3 separate regions of the Mus musculus genome follow, and regions 1 and 2 are each linked to region 3. The links are chromatin loops, found by intact Hi-C in ENCODE. Cell type or tissue: heart. All regions are shown on one strand. Region 1 has its middle 7.0 kb from the start of 4930429F11Rik. Region 2 has its middle 120 kb from the start of Qpct. Region 3 holds the start of Cdc42ep3 (CDC42 effector protein (Rho GTPase binding) 3).

Region 1 (8,000 bases), 120 kb after region 3:
AAGATTCGAAGACTGGCACCAGACTCAATTTCTTTCTGACAAGGGTAGTGAAGAACCAAATGTTTAGAGTGTTTGATGTGTTCTTTGCAGCTACCAGGAAGATCATACACTGCTACTAGGACCCTGTCCTGAGGATTGTCCCTTCTTCAAGGGTGAAGCCCACAAACAAAAAGAGTAGGCATTGCAGCCCCTGCTCCTCTGCCAACTGGTGTCATTCACTGCATGACAAGTAACTCAGCCTTGTCCCAGCACAATGGCATCTTAGCTTCTAGGTCCCAGCCTGTTCACCTCCCCATGGGGTTAAAGTAGAATCAGATTAAATAAAGCATTTGGTTTATCTAAGCATCCTTTCCTCCCATCACACAGAATCTCACAGAGAAAGTGGGTTTTTATAAAGTAGATGAAGCATAAATTCAAACCATTAAATCATCTAAGAGTCATGTATGGCATTTAATGGAGGATGTAAAAAAGCCTTGACCTGCTTGTGACATTGGGGTGATAGATCTCTGATCAAAATGGATGCTAGAGCAGCCGTTGAATGTCTCCTAGCACGGGACCTCTGCAAAAGAAGCCACTATCAGGGCAGACATAGATGCATAGGACCTGATTAGTCAACTCACACTTGTGACTGTGTCTTCCTGGAAGAGGGAAGCACCGTGAAGCCAATAAGTGTTGGACGTGTCTTAGTGAACCATCTTTTCAGAGAAAACCCAGTTGCACAAGGAAAGATGCAATGCCAGCCCAAACTCAATTGTCTGCAAATGGTCTTCTAAAGTCTAGGGAGGTTCGTTTACCCTTAGGAATAAAGAGTCCCTTTGCTGGACAGCAGCAAAGCAGTGCAAATGAAACCAAATCATTCTAAACTGAACGGATTTTCTTATTCTGACCACAAAATGAGATCAGCCAGGTTCTTGACAAATATATCTCTCACTGGGCCCTCTGACTTCCATGGTTTGTTAAGGCAACTTGGTGAAAGTTTAAGTCCTTACACCAGTGACTTTGAGGGGGCATTATCCCTAGATACATTTTTTTCTACATTTAAAATAGGCAAATGGAATTGTAGCCATAGTTTTTCTAATGCACCTTTGGCAAATAAATATAAATCTGGCACCACATCAATGGGGTGTGCCTCCAGAGCACGTAGTAGGGCTAGTGGGATGGGCTCTGATCAGGAAGGAGAATAGCCATGGGTCCCAGGGGCTTGGGGACTGGCCTGGCATATGCCTGTGGTTCTTTAGTCCTGATCAGTTTGCATCTGGATTCTGCAAAGTTCCCCAGTCTGGATGATAAACTGCAGTCACTGGGTGAAGATGATCCACTGAGGAGAGAGCAATATCGCAGCTGTAGGCAACACTTTCAGGAATGGATGCACCCAGGACCCTTGCTTTAGATAGAAAAAGAATCTGTACAGATAGAGTTGAGTGTGGAAAAGCACTGAGGGAAGGGGCTCCAGTCTTTTCTCCGTTTTCAGTACCACCATTTACCTGGAATGGGTAAACCAGAGACTGCAGAAGTCCTACTGAGTGTTGAGGATAAGGCCACTTTCTGTCCCTGTGCTAAACACACAGAGCATAGCAGTCAACAAAGAGGAGAAAGGTGCTGAAGCCCAATGTCTGGGAAGTGAAGCTCCTTCACCCAGTTCTGCAAGAAATTAATTCCTATGTGTTCCTAAATTTATTCACAGTAACCTCAGGGTACTGAGAAAGCCTCTGGTCACAGTTTCCAAGACCCGGAGCTATATATGAAAAGGCCAAAAGCCAAAGAAACACAGTATTTGTGTTAGTATTCCTCCTTCATAGTACCTCAGGGTAATGGCACAGTCAGTAACAAAATAGGGACTGTGAAAGGACCTGCCCTAAAGACTGTGGTCATCTTTCAGCCCAGTTCACCCACTTCTGGATCATAAGTGTTTAGTGACAGGTATTCACTGTGTAGCCTCCTTAAAGTACTTCTTTGTGACAGACTGAAGCATCCCTAGGGCAGGGAACTCTGTACTTCCTTCATGGGGCATAGCCTCACTTTGTATACATGGCATTTGTATATATTACCTTTTCTCATTGCTATGACCAAATACCCAGCAGAAGTGACTTAAAGAAGGAAGCATTAATGTGGGTTCAGTCTGAGAGAGTTCAGTCAGTCATGGCAGGGAAGGATTGGCTGGGAAAGAGCAAGGCTGGAATTCTCATATCGCAGTAGACCTAGAAGCAGCAAGCTAGGGCCAGGAAGTGAGGATGCTATAACCCTTAAAACCCATCTCCTCAAGTGACCCCTGTCCTCTAGCTAGGTCCATTTCCTGAAGGTTCTACAGCTAAACCAACACCAACTGAGGCCAAGTGTTCAAATACATGAGCTTGAAGAAGGGCATTTCATTTTCAAACTATAACAGAGAGCAAACAATATCAGAGAATAGATGGATGGATGGATGGATGGATGGATGGAAGGATGGATGGATGGATGGATGGATGGATGGATGGATGGATGGATAATGGGTAGATAACTAATAAGATTCTGTATGCCTAGTTCTCCAGCTTGGTGTCAGCTGGCCAAACTTCAAAGCCAAAGTTATCAAGGAAATGGGCGAATTCATAAAATTTCTCCAGTCTTTCATGTCCTCTCCAGTCCAAAACACTGGCACTCTCAGTAGCTCTTTGTATGCACTCTTAATGACTAGACTCTAAAAATGTAATACCTTTAAAAAGTATTTTAATCAACATATGATTGTGCATATTTATACGGTACAATGAGGTTTGATACAAGTATACAATATAATCACATCAGGGTAATTAACCAGTCCTGATCTCAGATGTTTATCAGTTTCTTCTGATAAAAATATCCAAACATATTTTGAAAAGCATTGTGAATTCTTATTAACCATAGTCATTCCATTGTGTTACAGAACACTGGAACATATTTATCCCATCTAATTGTAGTTTTGTACCTAGTAACCAGTTTCCCCCTACCACACCCTCCCTTCCATCTCCTGGCCTCTAGTAATGATTCTTTCTACATTCATGAAATCATTTAAAAACTTCTATAAATGACAGAGAACACTCTGTGTTTGTCTTTCTGTGCCTGGCATGTTTAATTTAGCATAATGCCCTGTAGGCAGGCTTCACAAAAAACTAACAACTGTGTGATGTAGCAATCCTATCACAGAGTAAGTATCCAAGAGGGGAAAAATCAGGATGTAGGAGATATATTATAGCCCACTGTTCATTCAGAACTATTATAATAGCCAAAATAGGAATCATTTTAGGAATCTATCAATAGATGAATAGCGATAAAATGTGGTATGTGCATCCTGTCCTTTGTGTCAAATCTCTTTTAAATTGCGACTTTTTCTGAGAAAGAATCACTTCACCATGCAATAAGATATGAGACTGCTCTAACAATGTATTTAGAAAGTTTTAGCCTGGTATTGGCTGACTGGTGTGGAGACCTAAGCCTCCTCTTGGAGACTTCTTGACCAAAGAGGAGATGGGCACTGGTCTCTAAGTATCTGATAAGGCCTGCAGGATTTCCAGGTAGACACACCGTTTACTATCATGCTATTTATCAACCACATGTTCACAGCACAGATGGAATTTCTCTTCAGATGATTCATGTTCCTTGTCAACAAACCTTTTTACACCCGTATCTAGTTCAAACTCACCCAGCTTCAGAGTGGGGGGGCTGGCTGGTCACAACCTCTGCCCCCTTAGGGGGAGTTGTGAAGATTTGGAATTGAATTACAAGAGCCACCAGAGACTTCCCTATTTAAGGTTGAAAACAAAGCTCTAGAACTCATCTAGTTTGCTGTCTTGTCTTGTAATATTTACTGCTTCTGCTCCTGAACTGAATGAGTCAGTATTACTAATCTCATGGAGTGGTTGGGACAATCAAATAAGGGAATGCAATCAAGAAAATGTGAAGAATATAACTTTTAATAAACTAGTAAAACCACATCAAGGTAATCCTTTATAGATATGTCCAACCCTTTATAGATGTGTGTCCTAGATCCTGTAAAGTTGACAGTGACTATTGTGATAGAGCAACATAAATTATTTCTGCTGTTCAAGCATACCCCAAGGCTAAGATCCCAACATCAAGACGTAGAATAACTGTCCTAGTTGTCATTCTCAACTATCAACTTAGCACAGTATAGAGTCATCCGAGGGAGCCTCAATCGACAGACTAGCCATATAAGAACAGCATGTATAAGATATTGTTTGGATTGACAATTGCTATAGGAGGATCCAGTCTACCTTTGTCAGCGTGTTCCCTAGGCAGATGGGACTGGGATGTCTAAGAAAGTGAGCTGAGTATGAGCCTGTAAGTGAGCCAGAGTGTAAGCCAGAAAGCAGTGTTCCTCCATGGTTCTGCCTCTGGCTTCCTGACTTGAGTTTCTGCCCTGACTTCCCTCTGTGATGATTTGTGACCTAGAAGTGCAAACTAAATATACCCATTCCTCCCAAGTCGTTTTTGGTCAGGAAGCAACAGGACAACAAGCTAAGTTAAAAAATGCAATTTTGCCATGGGCTCAAAAGGAAGAATATACCACCCTGACACTGTCTATTTTAAACTTCCTAACAGCTCAGTGAGACAGGTTTGCTATCTGTCCCACTGTATAGATATGAAATAAAGAAGATAATATATCTAAGCTTATAAATATTAAAATTTGAGTCCAGATATCATCTAAGGCATAGGAGTGGCCTTTATGTCTCAGAAGCATCAAGGAACAGTATTTCTGTGGATTTATTCCTCTTTACCGCTCTAAAGTTCTTTGCCTCTTTGTTCTAAGCCACAGTTACAATGTAAAACTTCCAGATAACTTGGTGGCATCTAAGTTTCTATGACCAGCTCTGGCTTCACAATTCTTTCCACTTATGTCAGCTATGATGAGACAAGTCTATGAATAGTGTCCAAGACACCTATGTCAAAAGATGGAAGTTCGGCTTTAGCTGCCTTGATTTAGGATGAAAAGGGTGACATCTATTGTCTGAAAAGAAGCCATGTTCTGATTTGTCATCTAAATGCTTTTTGATTGGTGAGGCTTTGCCCAGATTATTTCTTACAGGAGATATCATATTTAAAAGAGAAAAAAAGAGACAGTGGAGGATAACCCTGGTGGGCAGGGCATGACGCCCTTGAACTTGACTGCAGCTGCAAAAAAAAAAAAAAAAGATTAGTCCAGAACAGAGGGTTTGTACCCCCAGAGTCAAATTTCATGGAGCCCCGCTCCAGGAGTTATTGCATGCATTATCCAAAAATCTGTTTGAACTTTTTTCACTTTACCATCCTGGACTTGTAAAGAAAACGGTAATTGCATGTTTTGAAGTCCACAAAAAACGAAAGGGTAAGGTACATGGAGACAAACTGCTCCAGATCGTGGCTTAAGCTTCTCCTGGCACCAGCCCACTTCTGTGGATTTCCAGCCGGGAAGTACCACCCGGGTTTATTTTCAGGGGTGGGAAGTCAAGTGACAATTATCTCCTGTCACAGAAAATTAAAAACCCAGGCTCACCCATCCCAGGAGCTGGACCAGTGTAGAACCATAATGACAGGCTGAGGCTGGGGCATTTCCTTTAAAGGCATGGGGCACTCAGGAAACACACAAAGTAAACAGAGACATAAAAGTGCATGGAACAGGCCCACATGCTGGGCAAGAGTCTGCGCCAAGAGGAGAGAGTGCATTGTCACTCCCCTGGGCACTGAGAACTGCGGTCTCTAAGAGAACTCAGATAAGCTGGATGAGGATGGTGTGGGCTCTACTGTGTACTGTGTGGGATCTCATGAGGATGAGATGGGTGGTCCTGCCCCTCATTTCTATGATGTTAAGAGCATTTTCCCATCCTGTTTACTCCTAGCAGAGTTTTCTCCATCCATGTCTGGACACCTGCCCATGTTCCCCTGGACAGGGTTGCGGTCCTGGAAGCCAGGGCTTTGGCTCGTGTTCTGTGTTGACATTACTGTGACAAGCTGGGGTGAAACTCGCCTCTTTCAGGAAGGCTTCTAGGACTGCAACAGCCTCTCCTCACAGCTTCCACAGCTGTCTCTGCAGTCATCTGAGCAGGGATTCTTGCATGGTCTGTTGTCTTCAAGAGTGGGGACAATTTTTCTTCCTGTTGATGTTAAATGTGCATGTTAGACCTCCCCCAAATGTTTGCATAGCTACTTCCACATCACCCAGTAAGGGATGTAGGGCCGGAAGTCATCCTGCAATCCTGCAAGACTAATTAATGGGAACTCATAGAGTCAAGTGAACAAGAACACGGGTTTCATTCAGGCTGTCTCCCAATCTGTCAAGGCCTTGGTTTCTCTCAGCTGTAAACAGGGATGGAGATAGCTCCCTTCCATGAGGCTATAAAGCATTAGAGATTCAGCAAGGTAACACAAGAAATTTACAGACACCTCATCTAGGGGAGAGGCCCTGGAGAGTTGTTATTATTTTAGAAATGATAGAATTCTAAGCTCAGAGCAGTTGATACACCGCCAGTGGCATGAGTGCCTCTTAACTTCCTCATATTTTAAATAGAAATAATGGCATCATATATCATATATACTACATTGAAATGCTTAATTCAATCTATTGTTAGCATATATAGTCAAGCAGAATAACAGGCTACGTTGTTCTGGGTCTCCCTTTTCCTCCAGGGTCACTGGCCACCGACCCATGAGAGCGGAGGGAGCAGAAGTGGACAGCAGGGTTTGTGTACAGTGCGTATGACAGAAGAACTTCTGGGAGTCAGCTTCAGTGAGATAGCTCTACCTTATCATTTCAGAGACAGGGTAGATAAGAGCTTTTATAGTGAGTAGAAAGGGCTGTTTGGTCATAACACAGTACCTAATTACCAGGCAAGAAGCCCTGTGCAGGGTCATCTTCCAAATGAGTTCAGGCACCTGTGCTCCAAACAAGGTCGGGCAAACCCCACTGAGAGAGGGATTCCTTCATCCTGCACCCATCAATGGGAACCCTAGACAGGGTGGACTGCGACCTTAGCAGCAGGGCTCTCCAACGCATTGTGCTGTTTCAGATATGCATAGGGCATACTTTGCTCACATCCAAACCTCCTCAATCTTTCCCCCTCTTTTTCTCCTCCCCTGGTTCCCTTCCCATTCTCTTTTGGACAGTTTTAGCCTCATGTGACCTCTCTCCTCCCCGCGACCCTGTCCCCCTACACTCCATGTTTGAAAGTAAGCATGTCTTTCAGAGTCTTGACTAAATTTGCTTAATATGATAATCTCCAATTCCACCCATTGTCCTACAATGATTTCATTCTTTTTGAGTTAGTAGTATCCACTGTGTATATACTGCACACTTCCTCATCCACCATCTATTGATGGGCACTGAGGCTGCTCTGTAACTTGGCTATTGTCAATAATGAGGGTGTAAAGGCATCTCGTGCATGGTGACGTTGATTCCTTTGGATGTATACTCAGGATTGGTACAGCTTGACCATATGCTTGGCCTATTTTAGTATTTTGAGGAACCTTGATAGTGCTCTTCACAGTGGCTGGACTGATTTACAGACCCGCCAACAGTGTATACAGATTCCTTCGAAGGTACTTTTAGAAGCATGCTATACACTGGGATGTGCCTCAGAACTTTAATTAACCTGCCTGAATACTGGATGCCTGGAACGCATCAGTGCTGGAGCTAGGTTTTAGTACCCCCGACTTTCCTTCCCAGCATGCCATGCTTTCTCCCTGATAGGCTGGTATTCCTTCCAGTACCAGAGCTGTGCGGTGGTCTTCATGGAGAAAGAGTATCACTGGAGATGGATTTTGGGAATCTATAGGCTTAGCCTACTTCAAGGTTGCTCTGTCTGTTTTGAGTTTACAGTAAAAGATGTGCTCATTCAGCTCCTGCTCGTGTCGTCACGCCTGCCACTTGCTGCAATGCCTCCCCGCCATGACAGCCCTTATGCCCTTGGCAATGTCAGCCAAACTAAACTCCTTTCTTTTATAAGTTACCCTGGTCATGGTGTTTCGTAATAGAACTGGAGGACTAAACAAGACGC
Region 2 (8,000 bases), 180 kb before region 3:
ATGTGAATCTTCTTGGGTTGTTTATAACAAAATGCCCTGGACTGGTGACTGAAGCAATAGCTCTCTGTTAACCCTCCCCCAACTCTGGATGCTAGTAGTGTCACATTAAACTCATGCAACTTTGCTTCTGTGAGGGCCTCCTTCCAGTTTTGTAGATGGCTGCCTTCTCCATCTGTCCTAGCAAGGCTAGGGTAGTGGCTGGGAAGGGGAGCTTGTAGACCACTGCTTGTAACTGTACAAGCCCCATTCTTAAGCTCTTATTTAATCTTCTTAACTTTTTCAGATGCCTCATCTACAACTCTAACACACTGTTTGGTTTTCAGCACGTGAACTGTAGAGGAACATAAACGTTCAGTGCATAGCAATTAGGCTGTGACCTGAGGTTCAGTCCTAGTTATCATTTGTCAACCTGACACAGCCTAGAATTATCTGAAAAGGGGGGCGGGGTTAATTGAGTAATTGTCATTATCAGATTGTTTTGTGGGCACATCCGTGAGGGATTATCTTGATTGATAATCGATACAGAAGAGCCCAGTCCACTATTGCGGGGAGAGGGTACCATTTCCCAGGCAGGTGGAGCTGTGCTATTATAAGGAAGCTGGTTGAGTGAGCCAGCAAAGACTGTCCCTTTCTGATTTCTGCTTGAGTTCCTGCTCTGACATCCCTCAAAGGTTGACTGTGACTTGGCTGTATAAGTCAACTAAATATTCCTTATAAGTTGCTTTTGGTCGGAGTGTTTCATCACAGCTATAGAAAGCAAAAAGAGGTCAGGGTCTTACCTTCCTTTTTGCAATATGAACTTGAATGTATGCTTGTGTTTGACTATATTTTTTATCCTGTGTTAGGTCTAAGAGACATGTTGTTTTGTTTTGTGTCTAACGACTCTGACCACATGGAGGATGGAGCAGTTCTGATGTTTGGATCTCTGGTTACTCTGTTCTCAGTGTGTCTTTAGTACTCATCCATCATGCTTTGTAAGACTTACTGCTTGCAATCTCCAGCTTTAAGGACAGGATAGGAGGGTGGAGGCAGCATAATCTTATGGAGCTGGGAGCTGGGATATTGGGTGAGTAGTGTGATCTGTTTTAGAAGTTTAGGGCACCTGGGGCAAGTTCCCATTACCTCACCAATAAGGAGACCCAACCTTCTGGAGGATTCTTTGTGGAAGAAGAGAAGGAAAAGTGGAGCCTACATAGCATCAAGGACTACAGAGTTCGGAAGGGCATCACAGATGCAATGCATCAGCTGCTTTTCCAGAGTGGGCTTTCTGTTTCTCATATTCTTCTATGAGGAGAGCCAAGTTCATCCTCTTGCTTGTCTGGGTCAGTGGGCCTCATTTCTGGCCTGTCCCAGCTGCATACATACTATTTAGCCTTTGCTATATTTTCAAATTACTAGGGAGATATTTAAACAACACGCTCCCTTCTATGCCCTAGAAATTCCGATTTAACGTGAGTGAGCTGGAAAGTTAATTTTTTTTTTTTTTGGTTTTTTCGAGACAGGGTTTCTCTGTGTAGCCCTGGCTGTCCTGGAACTCACTTTGTAGACCAGTCTGGCCTCGAACTCAGAAATCCACCTGCCTCCGCCTCCCGAGTGCTGGGATTAAAGGTGTGCGCCACCACGCCCAGCCGGAAAGTTAATTTTTTAAAGCTCCCCATGTGATTGGCTTGTGAGCAAGAATGGAATTCCGATACATTCTCTCTCTCCCATTTTCAAGGGCATCTACTGTGACAGTATGATAGTGTGTCAGTTTCTGGCCTTTTCACCAATTTGATCTTATTATGGCCTGTGGGGTAGACAGATACCATGCATCTGTCACGTAAAAAATGGAAAACTGAGACTACATTTGGCTCTTAGGTTGGGAGGTGTCAGGCAGTAGTAGCAGGAGACTCTGGACAAAGAAAAGCCAGGCTTAGCGTGAGGAGTCAGGAAGAGATGTATTTGTTTCATTGTTTTAGGCAGATTTTATTTACTGATTAGTTGGACAAATTTTTATGGACGGGCCATTGCATGCCAGGCACTGTGCCTGAGGCTGTGCCAGGTGTGTTGTGGATTAAGTGCTAGTGCTTGGCATGAGACAGGAGCTGGTCATTGTACCGAAGAGCAAAAGGTACCTACCCAGAGCTTGGCCTTGGCAAATGACTCTTCGGGAAAGCGTTCACAGTAAGAACATCATGAGACCAGGAAAGGCACAGCCAAAGTTGTTCTCTTTGCCTTACACAACTCATCCTGAAGAGATAGAAACACATTTGTTTTTCCATTTAAAAACTCATCCCAGGCTGGATCTGCCGAACTGTTGGGAAGAAGGTTTATAAACTCTGTATAGGGACAATTATATCAGAAAGACTATGGTTGGTGACTAGAAAGAGAGAGTACATGGTGGCTTTTAGAATCCTGAATTCCACTGTAGAGAAACTGGGCGTTCTGATAAGCACAGACCTCCGTCCATCTCTGCACAGGGACATTCCATCAAGAAAATCAAGCTGCAAGCTCACATTCTGGGGATGTTTCAAATATTAGTACTCAGGCATTTTTCCACTGTTTTGTTTTAATTCAAGTGGGATTTTATTTAAGACTCATAGGTCATGCGTTTTATATCCTCAGGCTTGATTTAAAATCTAGCCATGACAGATAGTAAACAGTGGTTTCATTTTCTTGTAACTGTAGTTCATGACACTGTGGTAAGAATCTAAACCCGGTGTCTGAACAATATGGAAAGCACGTGGCCTTTAAACTGAGCAGGGCCAAATATCCTGGTTCTGTCATTTACTCAGTTGGGATCCAGTCCAAGCAACTCAACTATCTCAAGTCTCTCTTCACCTTTAAGTGGGGCTAGCAATGTGACCAGTGGCAAATAGGTAATCGATTCTTGATGAATAGCCCTGCTTCTTTGCATCATTCTGTAGATTTATCATGGCTTCAGAATTCATCTCTAGTAAACTCACTGAGAAAAATCAGAATGTGTGCTTTACCTAATGGAAGCAACTCTTGCTAACTTTCCTCTAACCGGCTTCACGATTTTACCTCCTTGACCTTTAATGAGCACATGATTAACTTCCTTTGAAGAACAGGAAGTGGAATCCCTTGCAGGTCCACTTTCATCCTACCTTGGATAATTTAATCCTTTTACAAGTATGAGTCTGTAGCTGGCCACATTTTTTTTCTCTCTCTTTTTATGCATTTATCCAGGTGAAAGTGTGGTCAAAGTGATGGCAGACAAGGGAAGTCCAGGCCTCTTGGCGCTAAGTCAGAGGCCTACATAAACATCCCTGGGTTGGAGATTTGGAGATGAGAGAAGTTTCTAGACCTGTCCCCTCAAAAAAAATATCAGGAGCTTGCTACATTGCCAGAAAGGATAGTGCTTAGAAAGCAAAGGCCTTTGTGTTGAAAAACAAAACCAAAAACTTATAGTGACTATTACGTTCACACTTGAAATATCTGGCACTTCCAGGAGTAGGGAGGTGATGTTAAAAGGTGGTGTTTTTGCTGAAGGAAAATCTTATTGGGGCCAGGAAGAAAACCCAATGAACACCACTAGGGAAAATACTACTGAAATCCCCAGAACCACAAATCTCACAGCCCCCCGAAATACATCACAAAACAGCCCCCTCCCGACTTAATGTACTTTCCAGAAAAGATCCAGTTAAGCTTTAAATAGAGTGACCAGGGTCAAGGGAAACCGAGAAGGTCAAATCTCCTCCTGTTTCTGGCTTCCCATTTGATTTTTATCTCTCCTGTCAAGCAGTAGGACCTGGCAGAATGTCACCGGGCATTACATACATCGAGCGAACTTTCAGGAAATCGTGGGGGGCAGAGGGGGCAGGGGGGACAGGGGGGCAGGGAGGGGGGCAGGAAGAAGCCAGGCTATGTCTCTCTGTTAATACTCTTACGCTGTGGACCACAACAGACGTGAGAATTTGTGAGTATGAGCACACTAGGAGGCTGAAGCAGGAATCCTGGCCCGGGGATTAGTTTCAGGGAGGTTTGTGTAAAAGTATTTACTTTTGGAAGATAATACTAGCTCAATTATTTCCTATGGAAACTGGAAAATAAACACCCACTGTAAAGTAAACACAGGCACACTCTTACTTCTTCATGTGCACTCCTTTCCTGACTAGGGAACTAGAAAGATGTGTGTGTGTGTGTGTGTGTGTGTGTGTGTGTGTGTGTGTGTGTGTGTGTGTGTGTGTGTTTGTGTCCCTTGTGGTTGTGTTTTTTGGATGGAGTTTGATCAGGGGAAAGGCAGTTTGCCCATTTTCTGCCATGGAAGGACTTATTCCTACCAGTGAGTAGGCCCCTCTGGAGCTCAGCCTGCTCCATCAACATGCCGATGCAAAAAGATTGATGTGTTTTCACTGGAATTATTTTTCCGAGTCTGTTTGGGCTAGTTCCTGGTCTAGAGCCACCTCTTACAGGGATATCACAACTCTCTACTGAGAGAGAAAGAAAGAAACCCATGTTTCAGATATATCTCCCGCCCAGGTCACTGTTTACCCATAATCTTTTAGTAAAATATTTTTTCCCAGTAGCCCCCAAAAGAGACTAGGTTCCAGAACAAGAGAAATGTATTTTACTCGTGAGCCTAACTTTACCAGTCCTGGGAAGGATCCAGGCTGTCTTGTGAAGATGAATGCAAATGTTACTTGTCTAGGATAACAGGGGGCGAATGCACAGGAACGATGTCTTCAGGGTAGAGGGGTATTGAGTTCTCCACAGAGCAGTGAGACCAGACTGGAGCAGATCTCCATTTATTATAAAGGATGGTGACAGTCCACTTCCTGTTTCTGTTGATTTTAGGGTCTGCATCAAATGTGGCATTGCATCGCTTAAGGTATTGTTCTGTTATCCTTCCTGCATGCCAAGACAGTCAATAGCTTTCGTAGATCAGGCATTTGAGAAGTACATATTTCTACCTTTTCATTGTTAATGTTTAGATCTTTGTTTGACCTCCCTCCCTCCCTCCCTGCCTGTCTGTCTGTCTGTCTGTCTGTCTCTCTCTCTCTCTCTCTCTTTTTCTTTCTTTCTCTCTCTCTCTCAATATGTAGCCCTGACTGTCTTGGAGCTGACTATGTAGAACAGGCTAGCATCAAACCCACAGAGATTTTCTTGCCTCTGCCTTCTGACTGTTGGGATGTGTTTCTTAAGGACAGTGGCTCACAGGGCGTTTTATTGGTGGTCGTGATAGCATTTATTGCACTCCCATCATTGTAGTTTATCATCAAATAATGTTACTACTTTATATATAAAATACAAGAAAATTAAAATTACTTCCATCTTCTCCATTTAACTTTTGTGGTACTGTAATGTTAATATCATAATGCATTGTTACCACTTTTGCCTTAAAACACATATTTTAAAAAATATTTTAAGATTATGCATATGTGTGTGTGTGTGTGTGTGTGTGTGTTTGTGTGTTTGTCTGTATCTGTGCATGTGAGTGTAGGTGCCTGTGGAGGTCAAAAGAGAAAGTTGGTTCTATTGGAGTTGTAGTAGAAGGCAGTTATGAGACACCTGCTGTGTGTTCTAGGAACTAAACTTTGAGAAAAAGCCACATGCACTCTTAAACGGCTGAGCCATCTCTGCAGCCACCACGCCTATGTTTTAAAGAAATCTCCTCTGTACAGGTTCACATCCTTACCATTCTTGGACTTCCTTATTACTTCTGTAGATCTGATGATCTATGAGATTGTAGATCTTTAGGGCTGAAAAACTTCCCTTTGTTGCAGTAAAGGTTGATCATTGTAGATTCTCTCAACTTTTGTTTGTCTAAAAATTTTTTATTTAGATTTTATTTTTTTTAGTTGTTTTATTTTTCTTGCCTATTTTATTTATTTACATTTCAAATGTTATTCCCCTTCCTAGTTAAACTCCCTATTCCCTCCCCCATGCTCCCTGCTTCTATTTTTAAAAAGTTTTGGTGCATATGGATGTTCATGTTTTCTTTCCTTTCCTGTAGCACTTTAGGATGTCACCTGTGTCTGCTGTTGTGTCAGTGTCACTGAGTCTCTGCTGTGATGCCACTGTGTCTCTGCTGTGATGTCACTGTGTCTCTGCTGTGATGTCACTGAGTCTCTGCTGTGATGCCACTGTGTCTCTGCTGTGATGTCACTGTGTCTCTGCTGTGATGTCACTGTGTCTCTGCTGTGATGTCACTGAGTCTCTGCTGTGATGCCACTGTGTCTCTGCTGTGATGTCACTGTGTCTCTGCTGTGATGTCACTGTGTCTCTGCTGTGATGTCACTGAGTCTCTGCTGTGATGCCACTGTGTCTCTGCTGTGATGTCACTGTGTCTCTGCTGTGATGTCACTGTGCCTCTGCTGTGATGTCACTGTGTCTCTGCTGTGATGTCACTGTGTCTCTGCTGTGATGTCACTGTGTCTCTGCTGTGATGTCACTGTGTCGCTGCTGGGATGTCACTGTGTCTCTGCTGTGATGTCACTCTTTACTTTGTCCTTCTGTATTGTACATGCCCCTCCCGAATCATTCCATTTCTAGATCTGAGCAATTTTCCTATGATGTGCCCTAATATTTTCTTTATACTTATACTTCATGTGAGTGTTGTTTTTAGATCTGTAAGTTTTTTCCATTTTCATTAAAATTTGAAAAGACTCAAGTTCTCTTACGTGTTGTTGCTATGTCTGTTTGATGTCTCCAATGTCTCCATTTCTACTGATTGTGTTTTCTTTAAGTCCTTGGATTTGTGTAATATGACTGTCAAAGTACTTGTGAACCATCATCTTCATAGTTTATGTGTATATTTCTGTTGACCGGCTTTCCCTTGGCTCTAGGTCCTCTTTTACTATCCGATTTCTTTAATTGATTACTTTCTTTTTGGATAAGATACACACAGCAAAGGAGTATCCCATTGTTAAGTCAATTTTTGGAATTTTCTTCTAGTTGAATTTTGTCAAACAGTGAAGTCATGTGTAGATTGACTTGTTTTCCTTGAGGCTTGGTTTTGATGCGGGCCACAGTAGCCTCATTGTGGCATAGCTTAGCCCTAATACTTCTGGGGTGCCTTCTGAATGCTCTGCTTGTTCAGTACAGTGTCTTTAGCATTGCTGGTTAGAATCTGCATGCCTCACAGAAATTATTCAGCCCACAGCATCTTGGTCATTTTTTTTCATGTACAGCTCTTTTCTGCCTGGTTCGCAGCTCCTTAACCACACAGATGCAGAAGTGGAAATTCTGCCAACGACTCCAGGGAACCCCTATGTGGATTTCTGGAGTTTGTTTCCAATATAAATTTCTCTTCTCTTTCTGGTGCTTTGCCTTGAATGTTGAAGTTGCCTCAGTTCCTCTAAATAGTACATTGTCTCTTCAATTCCCAGAGATCATGTGATCTGCTTGGATTTCACTTCCTTGTACCTTATTTAGTATCCAGGCACAAGGCAGGATGTTGTACATGTAACATAATTTATTTCCTTTCTTTCCTGAATTATGTCCTATGTAGTGTTGAAGCCCATGTTTGGAAATAATTCCTTTCCTTCCCTCCCCTCTTTGTCTCTTCCCTTTCTCTCTCTTCTCCCTCTTTATCATTCTACACGTTCTCCTGTACCCCAGGCTGACCTTGGATATTCTATGTAGCTGAGAATGAAGTAGAACTATTGATCCTCCTGCCTCCACCTTGTTATTGCTGGATCAAGCCTGGCAATACATTTTTTTTCTCATATACATTGCCTCATTGAAAAAAAGCAGTTTGTAGAAAAAATTTACATCTACTACCTAACACTATATCATATACTAGACCTTATAAAATTCTATTTTTAGGCAAAGTAAAACAATATTTTTCTGTTACTCTTCCTAGTCACATACAATCTGATGACTGATGAACTAGGAAAAAAAAAGCTATTTCAACTCAGTGTTGAGAAATTAAGAATTTTCAAGAAGAGAATTTGATTATTAGAGTTACTTTGATATGTCTTTTCCTTGGCTCAAGTGTTTTTCTTTTCTTTTTTAACAAATATTAAAATAACCTACCTGCACTTTTGAACCCACTC
Region 3 (8,000 bases):
CCCTGGAATTATCAGGGCAGTATCACTACCCCACAGGCACTGAGTATCCACTGGGTGTCAGGGGCAGCCAGGAGGGCATGCGATGACATACCAAACGTGGTTATTCATCCCTATTACCCCTGACTGATCCAAGGACACGCCTACACAGGGGCTGTGTTCATTCCAGGATACCTGAGTGCCTTGTCGCCAGCCGGGCCATGGCTTTCTCTTTTCAGAGTTCCACATCTGCACCCAGTGAATCTCTTTGTTTATGCTATAAAGTGCTCAGGCCAACTCTAGCAGCTTCACGCTAGCTCTGCTATAGAAGAACAAGGTCACCATACACAAGACTGAACCAACCGCCCTTAACAATTAAGTAATTCAAGCTGTCTTCCCTAAGGCTGACAATTACTGTCACCTTCCTTTGGGTGGTGATATGGTGAGATAATACAGGATGGGTTCCTTTCCAGAGGCCAAAAGCCATAAGAGTAATCATATTTCATAGCTCCCGTAACCCTCCACCCAGACAATGGAGGTGTGGTATCCAGAACTAGGTCAGACATACCTGAGTTCAAACTGTGCCCTGCTACTTACTTAGCTGTATAAACCTGACCAAGGTACAGAACTCGAGAGTCTAAGTTCTTGTCTGGAAAAGAAGTACCATACCATCTATCTCAAAGACTGGCTATGGATATTAAATGAGACAATCACACAAGTCAAATCACTTGTCTAGCATCACACACGTGCTACACGATAGAGCCAGGCAATGCACCTGGGTGCTCTTACCCCAAGCTAATAATGTCAGGCTTTCCCAATCCTTTAATCCAAAAAGGCACAGACTCCCATATAGATTTGGGCACTAGGACACACCCACAGTTAGGTATGTTCTTTAATGTATAACTTTGGGCAACCTACATCACTGGTCTGTCTTCTGTTATTACACCTGTAAAATGTAGGCACTAGCACACCTTTCATAGAATGATTGTTTAGTAATGAAGAGGTTAACGAAGGCACTGAGAAGAGTACTTAGCCTAGCACTGAGGATTGTTTAGTAATGGAGAGGTTAACGAAAGCACTGAGAAGAGTACTTAGCTTAGCACCGAGGATTGTTTAGAAATGGAGAGGTTAACGAAAGCACTGGAAGAGTACTTAGCTTAGCACCGAGGATTGTTTAGAAATGGAGAGGTTAATGAAGGCACTGAGAAGAGTACTTAGCTTAGCACTGAGGACAGGCTTTGTGCTAGAATTACTTTTGATGTTCGTTAGAATTCTCTGACCTGCACTTTTAAGAGATTTTTTTTAATTGGCCTGGTTGAATCTGCTACTTGTTCTCTGGGAAGCATAGTGTATTTAAAAATACAATTTTTCGGTTCTTAATGAAAAAAATCAGTGGGATTCTAGTTAGAAAGACAGCCTTTATGAAATCAGACTGAAACAATGGTGGTAATAATAATAATAATAATAATAATAATAAGTAGTAGTAGTACTAGTAATAAATTGGCACAATTTTTCTAAGGGCTTTTAGGTTGGGAACTGTATTGCCACCCATTGGATAAATGCTATGTCTAAATGGGCAAAGGACTTGTGAAAGTTTTATGGCTTGGTTAAAAACCTTAGGGTGATATAGGTTAAAGAGATTTTATCCCCAATGCTGTTGAATAGCAGGAAGTTTATAAGTGGAAAAGGGCAGCTTTTGTGAACATGTCAGACATAAAACAAAACACCACATTAAAGGGAAGACTGGAGCGCAGATAGGGCCGCCTGGCTCCAGGGAGCCGTTCTGCAATCATGGTCACAGCTTTCTATGCATCTTGGACCCCATTTAAATTCACAATAAAAACCAAGAAAGCAAATGTACACCAGGTACTTTACTCTCGACACCTTTCTAGGTGCCCTGAAGATAGGAGGCAGACTTTCAGGGTGCAGATTAGGGGGGTGGGAAGGAGCTCATCTTACTTCATGTCTTCAGGGGGCTGCCACAGCCTCGGCACCATGTTCCAATCATGGAATTCAGAATGCAAATCTCTAGCAGATGAGACGGCTGGAAAACAGAAACTGCCACAGACCCAGAAGGCTTCCAAAGTTCTCCTCTAAACATCATCTGAGAGCCCAGGGGCTGTGAGCCCCGAGACTGGTAGCCCCGTCTTCCAACCATGGGTGAGGCCTCCTGGAAAACCTAGGCACTTCCAGATGGACTGTCAACCATTCCTTGAATATAGATCTTAATCCTTTATCTCACACGTTACATCGCTAGACATTTCATAACGGCCTTATGGCCGAGTCCTTCATTCTGAAAAAGGTGTTTGTGTATACTGACATCTAAACTGTCCATCAAATCACAGTGGTGGAGGTATCTACAACTGTCCAGAAGTTGTACTCCCTAGCTCAGTTGTTAGTTGAAAGATCTTTTATAAGTCAGACCATTACAGGAGTCTTTTAATGGACTTAGGGGTGCCCCTGGGGCATCCTGGCTGCTTCCTGGGGAGGCTTATTTCTCCCTGTGATGTTAAGGGGGAGTTCCCAAGTCTGGGTCTACTATTAAAGCAGGGACATCTGCTACCCTCCTAATATTTTCAAGGCGGCACCCCTCCTCCACCCCCTCCCAGAACTCGAGGATACTGGGAGGGCTACAAGCTGCCAGGGTGAGGAAGCAGCAGAAGGAATCTTTGTCTCCCCAACACATCCATCAGTTCCCTCCCCAGAGCCCCCACTACACACTGCACACAATCAGCAGCCCACTCCCCGCAAACGCACCAAGGCTGCAAAGATTCAGGCTCCAGTCCCTGCCTGACATTCCTCTTCCCACCCTCCTTTTAATTCACTCACTTTTTTTTTTTTAAACAAAATGTAATTACTTGACTGTCAGCCGGGGCTGCACTCTGGGGCTTTAACTCCTTTCAACACAGATGTGCGCCCAGCTTTGATGCCGCTGTACTCGCAGCTTGTCCCAGCCACAGCCGGCTCGGTAATGTAACATTCAAGTGCATATTTATTTTTAAACTGACCTCTCCTAGACGGTGCAGTATAAAGCAGGTCCTGCCAAAAAATATGCTACTTTCTATTTATAAGATGAAACACATGCCTTCCCTCCCAAAGGCGAGAGCGGGGTGGAGTATAATAATTCATAAAGAAAAAAACTGACTGGCCGGATCCATTCGTCCTCGCATGGCTGTGTCAAGATACTTAGTGAGAAGGAAGAGAAAAGAAGAGGAAGAAGAGCAATAGCAGGAGGAAGAGGAGGAGGAGAGGCAGGAGGAGAAGGAGAGGGGAAGGAGGAGGAAGAGGGAGTAAAGATCTTGTAAACGCTTCAGTTGTTCAGAAACCGCAGTCGAGAAAGAAAAAAAAAATTTTTTTCCCCCAACTGCCAGATCTGCAGGTTGGAGCCTCAGCTACAATGTGCTGCCTCTGTCAGTTCGGAAACTGCCAAGCTGCGCGGTGCACTCTCGCGCCGCGCCGCATCGGTGCAAACACACAACTAGAGGGCCGCGGTAGCCAAGTGCGGTTTGTTCTGCTGGAAAAACGCAACACGCGCCCAGAATGGCTGTCAATGGCCTGGAGGGGGCCGTGCTGACTGCAGCCCCACCCTAAAGAAGTAGGTGGCAGAGCTCCGCGTCCTGATCCCCCCTCCCGGACGTCAAGCATGATGTCCCCTTTGATCCTCTAAACATCAGCTCAACCAGGCGGTGCGGTAGATTATCCTCGCACCCTCTAAGTCTTCCAAGGCCACCATCTGCACTAGCTGGAAGGGGGCTTAGGTTGAGGGTCGGACAGTCTTACAGGTGGAGAGACAGCCTGGGTCACACACTCACCAGCAGTCTCTAAGGCTCCTAGCTTCTGCCCGGAGGGCCGGGCGTCGGCCCGGGTCGCCTCCCGAGGGCGCAACAGTCCTCGCTGGTGCGCGCAGAACCAGAGGGGCGGCAACGGTTCACCGCAGAATCTGCTCCGGGACTGCGCGCGGCGTCTCCCGGGAGGCAGCCGCTGCGGAACTGGGTTGTCGGTGAGCGTCCCGCTGCTGTGCTCCCAGCGGCAGTTGGAAGCGCCCGCGACACTGTGCGCGCGGCTGCCGGACGCCGGGCCTCAACCTGCCGAGGGCGGGGCGCAGGACGCAGGGCGGGGCCGGCGCGGGGCGGGGCGGGGCTGTGAGGCCAGGGCAGGGCGGGGAGAAGGGTGCGGGCCGACCTGGACCGTCCCTCCGTTGTACCTGTCCCCCACCTCCCCACCACCCCCAGACCCGCAGGACTGGAGGCGAGGCTGCGGACTCTTGGAGGACAAAGGCTACCCACTGTCACCTCCCAGTTCCACCCCTTCCCAGTGGTGGCTTCTCTCAGAGGCAATGCCGGCTGGGGCTCCCTCAGGCACAAAGAAAAGTGGCGGGGTGCTCCCTTTAAAGAGGGGACCCCAGAGCGTTGCTGTCCGTACGGTGCGGGAGAACAATGGGACTCCGCCCGCACCCGGGACCCTCGTGCTCACCCTCGTGTCCCCGCCTTTCCCTGTCCTACCTAACCCACCTAGCAGTGCGGGGCTTCGCAGCGGAGGAAGGGGACCTGCGCGGGGAAGAAGGGCCACCTGACCGGGTCGCCGCAGCGCGGCCGCAGCTCCCTGGGGACCCCCTGGCAGCTGTAGCTCTCGGGAGGGAAAAGGAGGGTCGCGTGCTGTCAACGTGCAGCCGGCTCCCCTTGCAAGCTGTCGCCAAAACCTGGAGCGCGGATCTGACGCGCGGGAGACGCGGGGTGGAGGCTGAGAGCCTGCGGGACGCAGAGAAACGCAGACGCAGCAGGTTTTTCCTGTCGGGAGGGTGACGTCTCCTCCCCCTCCAGGTCTGTCAGAGATTGACCTAAAGCTGCGGAAGCGGGTGGCGGCTCTCCGGGACGCTCTGCGAGGCGGCGCAAGTGGCGCAGCTGCTGCTGCTCCGGACCGTAAAATTCCGCCCGTGGCGACACCTGCACCTGTCGGTCACCCAGCCAGGGCCTCAGGACGACCCGCCCCTCTGTCCCTGGACCTCTGTAGGAACCCAGAGAATTAATGTTAATTGTCTTAATTGGTCGCCCTCTCTTCCTTCTCCCTTAGTCCGCCAGGTTGGAGACAGGAAAAGGTGGTGTTTTCCGGCGTTGATGTCCCCCGCCGGCTTGGTTGACCTGGAAAAGGAGCTAGAACCCCGAGTAGTCGCACGCTCCAGGTCTGGCCCCAACCCTGGGACTCTCAGGTTGCCTGGAAATCCTGGCACAAAGCAGAGCCCCTCCTGGAGACCTTGGCTTCCCTGGGCGCTATCGGGGTCATCACAAGGGTGCCCCCAATCTGAATCGCTCTGAAACCTTAGACCGGGTGCACTTTAAGCCCAGGTCCTAAACCACGGTCGACGTTAAGATGAATTTAAAAAGGAAGCGGACACAACTGTTGGGGAAAGCAAAATACTTGGGTGGAGTGTTAAAAGCCTCAAAGAAAATAATAGTTGGCAGGTTAAACGGCCATGAGGTCGGAAGTCAAATACAAAACCGCAGAAGTGATACCAGAATTTTGACAAGCAAAACAGTCGGTGAAGATAAGGGACCCGGCACTGTTTCCCTTCTCCGAATGACCGACTGCTCCGAAGTTGCCTTTGGCAGATACCTGGGTTCCACTCCGAATTCCTCAGAGTTTTACTTGGGGTTCATATTTCAAAATATATGTTCCATTTGGCACTAATGTATATATTTTATATATGAATTTATTGAAAAATATTAAATGTTACTGGCCTAGTTAGATAAAGGTATTTTTATAAATATTTATGCACAGCTTTCATTACATATGGTATTTTTAAAAGTACAAATATGCATGTATATACATTTATGAAATGCTGTATGAAAATTCCTTTTTTACGCATAAAAGCATTCCTTACACATATGTCATGTGTGTGATTTTTAAAATTCGTTCTATTGTTAGCTGCCATTAAATGCAGTCCATTTCCACGTGTCTAAGTAAATAATTTCTTTTACAGTTTGTGCAAACATAGGGTGGCAGGTGGCTATAAGTTAAAACTTTTATGCCAAAACTCTGTTTTCATTCTTATGAGCTGTTTCTGTTTCACGTAGAGGTGGTTTCTTTCTATATGAGGTTTTAAACAAGTCTTTACCATTGAGCCCTAGACAGTGCATGTGTAACCTACCTCTTCAAGGGTTTCTGGTAGTGCTGACTTGATCCATCCTGGCTTCCCTGAGGCTGTGTTATTTTATTTGTGCTGAACACCTTCAGTGAGGAAAAAAGCCCTCATGTTGCGAATTTTCTTTCCAAATGAGTTCATTTCCTGATTTAGTCATGGCAGCCTTTTGGTTCCGTGGGTTTAGATTTTGTTAACTTCAGGAGGCTCTCCTGCTAAGCAGAAAGGAAAACTTCGCTTCGTGACGACTGAGACTTCTGAGACTGTATTTCAGAGAGGGTTAGCCTTGGGAAAAAATCAGTGGGAATCTTGGAAGTCTAGGACTAATAGCTATAGCACGCAGGGCCTACGGATGAGTCCCTATCATCTCTTTGACTTCCCACTGAAGCTAGACTAGTGTTGGTTTCCCCTAGGATGGAGTAGGGAGAACTGTCACGTGGCTTCTGTTCATGGCTGCCTTGCCAATACTTGCTCTCACTTGTCTTCATCCCACCATATGAGACTCCAAGCTGCCCTTCAGTTTATGCCTGCTGAGCCCTGCCCTCTATCTGTCCAGGACACTTCTTCCCCCAAAGCTTCAAAGCCTCCTTTCTCCCTTCATTAAGATCTTTTTTTTTTCAAATAAGACTTCAAGGGTGAGACTTTCCCTCCCCTAAAATAGCAGTCCCACCCAAATTCCCTTTCCCTGAATAAAGCAGGAAGAATAGTTTCTTCATGACCTGACATGACATCATATGTATTTATAGTGTTGGTTATGGCCTGTTTTCTGCGATGCATGGATGGATGGGCATGAAGTACTTTGTAGCTTCTGTACCTAAAACAGGGCCTGGCACGTAATAATAACAATAATATCTGTTGAATAAAAAGTCCTTAATAGCAATCAGCCATGAGTCTAAGAGCCTTATTTACAAACTCTATAGCACAGGATAATATTATATTAAACATTCCTGGGATAGACCGCACAACTGCTGAAACCAAAATTTCAGTCCCTTTACTTTAGTCTAACTGAAGGAGAAACACAAAACACATGGAACGTTTTAAGTTCTAAAACTCAAACATTTGAAAGGAAAGCTTACAAAAAAGCGTCTTTGTAGTCCATGTATAATGCATAACTATTTTTCTTCTGGCAAAGCTGAAATGTACTCGTGTGTGCTCAGCTGGGGTTTTCCTCCTAAAATGCCACATTCGGGTTGAACTGAAGCATATATGTTCCCCATTATCCCCCCCCCCCAAGTTAGATCTGAGGGGGGCGGTGCCAGTAAGAAACTGCAAGGTTGAGACTTTTTGTTTGAAGGTGCTGGGGATGAAGCCCAGGGCACATACTAGGCACACAGCCTATCACTGAGCTACGCTCCCAGCTTGATTACAATGTTTCAAGTGCGGCTCTAGCTGCAGCTTAGGTGTTCCCCTCGCTCACAAACTTTAGCTACACCTGAGAGGAACTCTATACAGTCACCAGTGGGAATGAATTGCCTTCACTAGTTGCCAAATAGCTTAGAAATTTTCTAACTAGCAATTTCCTTGTAAATAAAGAAACTCAAGTCACCTTTTGGTTAAGAGCCTGAGCTTCACCTAATCCGACCGAGCAGGAAATGGTATATTGGAAACTATGGTAGCATGCAAACGGCAGGCCTGGTTTACGGGTTTAAGCAGGGCAGAAGGTCAGCCTGGAACTTTGAAGACAATTTGTGTGAGATTACTAACCATGGCCCAGCACTAATTCAATCATGGATAAGACCTTCAGCTATAGACATAGGTGTAATCGATCTGATGGTTAGTGGAAATTGGTGACTGATGAAGAGCATTGCCTAAGATTTATATAGCCTTCGCTACTCTTAATCATCCTTTTACGTGTAGCTCACGCCATCCTCATTTCAGGTTGCGTTGT

What was found. Peaks named below come from ENCODE experiments on the same cell type or tissue, not always from the same donor. Only the 100,000 strongest peaks of a DNase experiment are listed, where the experiment ranks them.
Region 1: a loop joins it to region 3, with 3 times the contacts of the local background. A loop is called at or near these places in 3 of 42 quality-filtered maps.
Region 2: a loop joins it to region 3, with 2.8 times the contacts of the local background. A loop is called at or near these places in 2 of 42 quality-filtered maps.

What each region holds. Positions count from the first base shown.
Region 1 is chr17:79,466,876-79,474,875 of GRCm38, forward strand. No RefSeq gene overlaps it. Among named protein-coding and RNA genes, the nearest start is that of 4930429F11Rik, 7.0 kb to the right of the region's middle. In heart, a CTCF peak has its summit at 4,991; DNase peaks (open chromatin) are centred at 5,576 and 5,926; H3K27ac peaks cover 369 bases.
Region 2 is chr17:79,168,260-79,176,259 of GRCm38, forward strand. No RefSeq gene overlaps it. Among named protein-coding and RNA genes, the nearest start is that of Qpct, 120 kb to the left of the region's middle. In heart, no CTCF peak of the experiment used is centred here; no DNase peak of the experiment used is centred here.
Region 3 is chr17:79,351,029-79,359,028 of GRCm38, forward strand. It overlaps Cdc42ep3 (CDC42 effector protein (Rho GTPase binding) 3), which reads right to left and starts at 4,063. Exons shown (of 2, transcript NM_026514.3): 1 at 3,789-4,063. Gm17315 (predicted gene, 17315) reads left to right here and starts at 3,671. Exons shown (of 2, transcript NR_165822.1): 1 at 3,671-3,976; 2 at 4,797-6,992. In heart, CTCF peaks have their summits at 3,558 (motif pointing right) and 4,858; DNase peaks (open chromatin) are centred at 3,623, 4,063, 4,853, 5,093 and 1 weaker place; H3K4me3 peaks cover 3,529 bases; H3K27ac peaks cover 3,695 bases.